2 separate regions of the Homo sapiens genome follow, and region 2 is linked to region 1. The links are chromatin contacts, found by Hi-C or POLR2A ChIA-PET in ENCODE. All regions are on one chromosome and are shown on one strand. The core of a region is the stretch at or near the end of the contact, and the rest is flanking DNA. Distances in the headings are between cores, read along the strand shown.

Evidence for each region. A loop is a pair of places that touch in the nucleus more often than their neighbours do. ChIA-PET counts read pairs that join two places held with the same protein, here RNA polymerase II (POLR2A). Pooled maps may share reads with other maps.
Region 2: a loop to region 1 is called in a pooled map, with 10 times the contacts of the local background. The contact joins two enhancer-like sites. A Hi-C loop is called at or near these places in 6 of 50 pooled maps. POLR2A ChIA-PET finds 5 or more read pairs at or near these places in 2 of 52 experiments (B cell and CD4-positive, alpha-beta T cell).

Annotation. Positions count from the first base shown.
Region 1 is chr12:89,038,696-89,041,673 of GRCh38, reverse strand. No RefSeq gene overlaps it. Among named protein-coding and RNA genes, the nearest start is that of LINC02458, 20 kb to the right of the region's middle. RefSeq lists an enhancer at 2,531-2,600. Within about 2 kb of position 1,358, at least 4 of the 41 ENCODE cell types and tissues checked have a DNase peak (open chromatin) inside an H3K27ac peak, as active enhancers do.
Region 2 is chr12:89,662,241-89,665,187 of GRCh38, reverse strand. The region is part of intron 1 of ATP2B1 (ATPase plasma membrane Ca2+ transporting 1); the gene reads left to right. Among named protein-coding and RNA genes, the nearest start is that of ATP2B1, 45 kb to the left of the region's middle. Within about 2 kb of position 1,512, at least 3 of the 41 ENCODE cell types and tissues checked have a DNase peak (open chromatin) inside an H3K27ac peak, as active enhancers do.

The DNA.
Region 1 (2,978 bases), core at 109-2,608:
CAGGGAAAGAAACCTTCAAGCTAAGTGAAATGTCGATTAGAAGGAGCCAAGCATAGAGATGAAAGGAAGGGGCGAGTCAATGGGACAGATACCAAGGTCACCAGAAAAAAATTTAGGAGAGTAGATGGTTGTGGATCCAGGAAATCCATCAAGCATTTTTCTTATGCTTGATGTAGAGAAGAGAGGTTTCTTTTGGGGCAGGGATAGAGGGCTGCAGATTATTCTGTATTTCAGAAGAGTACCCTTTGGGGTGGGGAGCCAATTTGGACTCTTTTCTGTAAGTCTTTGGTCTTTGCAGCATCCTGCTTTCCAGTAGGCCCATGTTCAGCACTGTTTCCTCTTTTCTACATCCAGCAAGCTGTGGCTCTGGGGTCTGGTCCGTAATATGAGGTTCCCATGGTTGCTTTTGCCAATCATCACAAACATGATGACTTAGAACAGCACACTTTGTTCTCTTACAGTTCTCGGGGGTGGGAGGGTATAAGTACAACATAGGTTTTAAGAGGGTAAAATGAAGGTGTTGGCAGGACCATGCACCCCCATCCATCCCACCACCAGCAGAGGCTCTAGGAAGAATCCCTTTTCTTACATTTTTTCTACCTTCTAGAATAGCATTTCTTGGCTCATGGCCCCTTACTTCATTGTCAAGGCCAGAATCTTCAAATCTCTCTTGACTTCTTCTTCACATCACCATCTCCTCCATGGTCAAATCTACCTCTTTTTCCTTCTTACGAGTACACTTGTGGTTGCATTTAGGGTCCACTTGGATAATCCAGGACACTCTTCCCATCTCAACAGCCTTAATTTAATCACATCTTCAAATGTGCTTTCTCTATATAAGGTAATATTCACAGGTTCCAGGATTAGATCTTGGATATCTTTGGGGGTCATGATTAGCCTGCCCTCTGCCATTTTGATTCAATATTCAAGGTGATTGTCACATCTTTTTCTCTGTGAAGGCTTCTTCTTGGAAATAAATTGGCTCATTGCCTGATTCACTTATGCTGAATATCAGTCAAACCATTTGGAAGGTTTCTGTTGAGAAATTTTTGTCTTTGTGGTTCCCATGAACCACTTACTTCCTTAGGCTCTCTTAAAATGTTCTAGACAAGCACAAAGAATGATTCACATTTATGTTTTATCTCAGATATAAATCCTTTTAATGATTCATGGGGTTTCTTACTGTGAAATCACCTTCTCAGAAGCTTCCTTTTCTAGGAATCTGATATGCTTTCAAATTTTCTATTGAAAAAATGCCTTCCTGCGCCACTTCTGTTATGTACATCTAGTGAATCCCTGTCGGCAGTGACAGGAAGTTCGCTTCCGTGCGAGGGCTGGCTGGCCCCAGGACACCTGTTGTGCTTGTGGTGAACATGAGATGTCAGGCCTGTGCTGCGCCTTCCTCCAGGCGGCCAGGTGGGAGGCCCAGCTGCTTCTCAGACCCAGGATCTTCATGGCTTTCTGCAGAGGCATGGGGTTCCTCTCATCTCGCATTTCATCTTCCACACGATTCACATTGTGTGAGGCTTCAACTCTGGGTCCCCTAGAGAATATTTTTATTCTGTGGCCTTTAGTTAGTTCATTCAACATGTGCCTGTCGAGTGCCTACTATGTATCTGACATTTTGCTGCATGCTGGGGATTTAAGGAGAAGCGAAGGACAGATCTTGCCCTCAGGATATCAAGTTGCTTAGTCAAAATAGGGTAATCCTGCATATTAATCATTTTTTAGTGGCAAGTGACAGAAACCAAATTCCATCTGGCTTAAATTTAAACTTAAACCATACTGACTTAAACATTAACTATGTAATGAAAAAGATACTTGATAATATTCTGTATCAGCTGGGGTCCAATCAGAGAACGGCTCAATCGATCAAAGGTGTCTGTGCGCGCGCACACACACACACACACACACACACACTAAGAGATTTATTACAAGAATTAGATCTATGCAATTTTGAAAGCTGGTTAGTTCATGAGTTTTCATATAGCTGTTGTCTTCATTTCTGATGCTGGAGCATGAAGACTTCAGAGCTAGCTGTCTAGCAGGAAAGTGGGATATATATATATATATATATATATATATATATATATATATATATCTGACCTCTGAGGATGGACTGGAACCTGGTCTGTGTCTTATCATCTGCAGACCACGTCAACTCCTTCCTGCAGAAGGAAAGATGGCACCCTTTGTCATCTTTCCAAGTGTCATGCTTTCCAAGTGCAAGCTAAACATGCACTTGGCCCAGGAGCCGGTGAAAGTGTAAGAGAATCTGAGGGAAGGTGGAGTAGATGTAAATCTGGCTGTTGACTCACAACAACAAAGGAAAGTCAGTAGATAACTGACAAAGCACATGCACTGCAGCAGAACCTGGTGCCCCTGCCCAGCCCTTTCAGACATAAAAACAATGTGGTTGCCTTCACCTCCACCTTCTGAATCCCATGCAAAATGTCTTTTGCGTTCCACTCTAATCAGACATTTATAGCAAAGGGGATTCTGAGTGACAGAGTGTAGCTTAGCCAAGTCAACACATGACAAAACTTCCCCATATTGGCATATGAAATGACTGGCTGGAGGTGTTCAAACCATTTCCTCAGAAATCTCTCAACTCTGTGTTTCTCTCTTTTGACTTCTTTCTGAGTCTATTCTCTCAGTTCAGCTTCATAGCCCAGTGGAAACAGAGCTTTTCTTTCTCAAGTCCTGGGCTGACGCTCATTGTCTCTGATTTGCTCAGAGGACATAGCACTCCCATTGGGCAGCCCTGTGTCACTTACCTTTTTCTGAAGTCAGGGTATGGAGCCGGCCCTGTTTTAATTACAGCACTGAGAATATGTAAGAGGTAGTTTCCCAAGAGAAAATCAAGGCATTGGTGAAAAAAAAAAAGTTGATTCAACAGTAATAGTTTACTAGTAAACATAGAAAACTCAGGGAAAGCTGTTGCTGTAAGATATGATTATGCTAAATATGAAAGCATC
Region 2 (2,947 bases), core at 263-2,762, 620 kb before region 1:
AATATTTTTAGAAAGTAGTCTGCTTTCAGTTATCCATGCACATCAAGAATAGCATAATAGGCCGGGTGTGGTGGCTCACGCCTGTACTCCCAGCACTTTGGGAGGCCGAGGCGGGCAGATCACGGAGTCAGGAGATCGAGACTATCCTGACCAACATGGTGAAACCCCATCTCTACTAAAAATACAAAAATTAGCTGGATATGGTGGTGCATGCCTGTAATCCCAGCTGAGGCATGAGAATCGCTTGAACCCAGGAGGCGGAGGTTGCAGTGAGCTGAGTGCACTGCACTCCAGCCTGGCAACAGAGCGAGACACTGTCTCAAAAAAAAAAAAAAAGAATAGCATAATAAAGAACCATAAGTAATTTGCTTATATTTGTTTGAGGAAACTTTTGGATCAAGGTGACAATCCAGCAGTTTGTTCCCTAGTCAAGGTTGAGGCTACACTTTCTGTCAGTAGTGGCTCTCCAGACCAGTAGCATTGGCATCACTGTTATCTGAGAAGTTGTTAGACAGTCTCATGAAGTGTTCGATCAACTGAGTGAGGCTCAGGAATCTGTGTTTTCACAGGTGATTGAGGTGATTCTGATGCATGCTGAAGTTTAAGAACCACTAATCTGTAGTGTGTTAACTTTTAAGTTTGTTCTGGTTTTGGTAAATTCAGAGGGATTGTTTTTGGTTTTGTAAGTATAACCTTGCAAAATTAGACCAACCTCCCAAGAGACAGCTATCATAAATGTTTGGGATAAGATGATACCAACTGACTTGACCGTAGACCAAAAATTTCTATAGTTCAAGATACCTGTGTTTGAGATCATTCACATTAAAATTTTATCATATACTCTGCTTAATTAAGTACTTTGTTGGCATGAATGAATAATCTGTACTGAAAATGACAGCTATCAAAAGCCAAAATAGTTATCTAACAGCCCCAGGGAGGGAGGTGAGTCACCTATTCTGCTTTGGGCTGGCATATTTCTTTATAGACTAAAGGGTGTGGGAAACAGGAGCTGTGCTTGGGCCTTTAGGATAAGAAAACCTGGGTGGTTTTTTCTTTTTTACACTTTCACTGAGCCAGACTGTTACATTGTGGTTTCATCATTTTAATTGAATTGTGGAATTCTGAAATATGAGAGAAACAAAATAAATAGGCCCTGTAAATGCACATGCAAATAAATTTTTATTATTATCAATAAACGAATCTCGTTTACTCTGACTAAAAACAGATGAAAGCAATTATAAAGGCTGCTGTGCCATCCAGCCCCTCCCTACTGACTGCTTTGACTTCTTCGAAAAAAAGGACAGTGGAAAGTGAAAACAAGCAGCTAGAGATGACAGTGTAGTGAGAATAAGAGTCAGACATCAGAGAAATGAAGGCAGAAGAACATTTCAATAGGGAGTGGTTAACAGTAGCAAAGGTTGCTAGTAGGTTAGATTAGGGCTAAATGTGTCCATTAGATTTAAGAACAGGATCAATGGTCACCTGGAAGAGTAGTTTCAACGCAGCATAAAAGAGGAAGCTAGATTGTCATGGGTTGATTTATGAGTGGGAGATAGTGTAGAAACAGCAAATTTTGGAGCAGATGTTAGTTAGATGTGGAGTTAAGTGTTTTTTTTACCAAATGGTATTTACTGGGTAAGATTGTATTCATTATTATTTAGACCTTGCCAACTTTATTACCATGTTGATTTGGCAGATTTTTATTTAGCATGGGTAACCCTAACAAATTATTTTTCAAATAAATGTATTGTTTCTTTCAGGCTGTATGAAATATTATAATTCAGTATTATTTCTTTGCATACCCTCAAGAATCTAAGACCCTGGTTAAAAAACTTTGCCATGTAGCAGGCGTGTAATTCCTTTTAAAATCTGAAATATCCTTTAACTTATTCTGTTGTCTAAAAGGATTTAAAGGAAAGCTATAATATATCTGGCATACCAAGATGGTTTGAAAACTCCTTGAAAGCTGTGACTTTCTCTTAACTCATCTAACACCTAACATATTCTTTTAAACAGTGTTAGGAAGTTTTGTTTAGCTCTGCTATTTAAATTGTGGTTGCTTCCATTGTAAAATCTGTTTTTCAAATTTATTTTAGCTTATGGTTCAAGAGTACCTACTATGTTCCAGACAGTGCTGGGGTTAAAAATGAATGGCACAGATTCTCCCATGAGTTACAGTTCACTGGGAAGGACAGAGAGGTAAACAAATCATTGCAGCTGTGTGATAAAGGCTATAATAGAAGAACAAATTAATGCCTTCCTTATTCTAATCTAGTTGTTTCCCACCCTGAGAGATTTGCTAAAGTGTTCATGCCAAGTTTATAACTGACAGCAGCTGTAACTTGCCCTTTAAAGTACTGTACTTAGTCTCTGCCTCTGGAAGAGTCTACTAGATAAGTAAGTTACTTAGGGGAGTAGGACTAATTTTAGTCAACACAGACACAGGGATGGTATTTAGGAATCCTTTGAGACTAATAAATCAGGCATTTTAGATAATGCTTATTTTCTGCTTTATCAGCTCTATAAAACTAAAATCCTTTGGTGAATTTACTCTTGTTTATATGTTATTCTTTACTCATCTAATATAAATTACTTTTCTAAACAAGCAGTATAGGTTTAATGATCTTTTATGTGAGTGTGTATGTTTTCTTTAAGCCCCTTAAGAAGTGAAAAATGTGACTTGAGTAAATTTAAATTTGAGTCATTCCTTGATTTCTTTAAAGCATTTTAATGAAATAATTTGAATGTACCAAAACTTTGTAGAATAAACTCTTTACCATTCTTAATCTTGTAGTATCTGTTTGATATGTATAATAATAGACCATCTGCTCTTTTCACTATGAGAGTGAGATATTACATGCAAGCACTTATATTTAAGTTTACAGTAAATTATCATGGTTGAAGGACTTCAGATTTTTAGGGTGTGAATCGGGTAAAAGGTTATTGT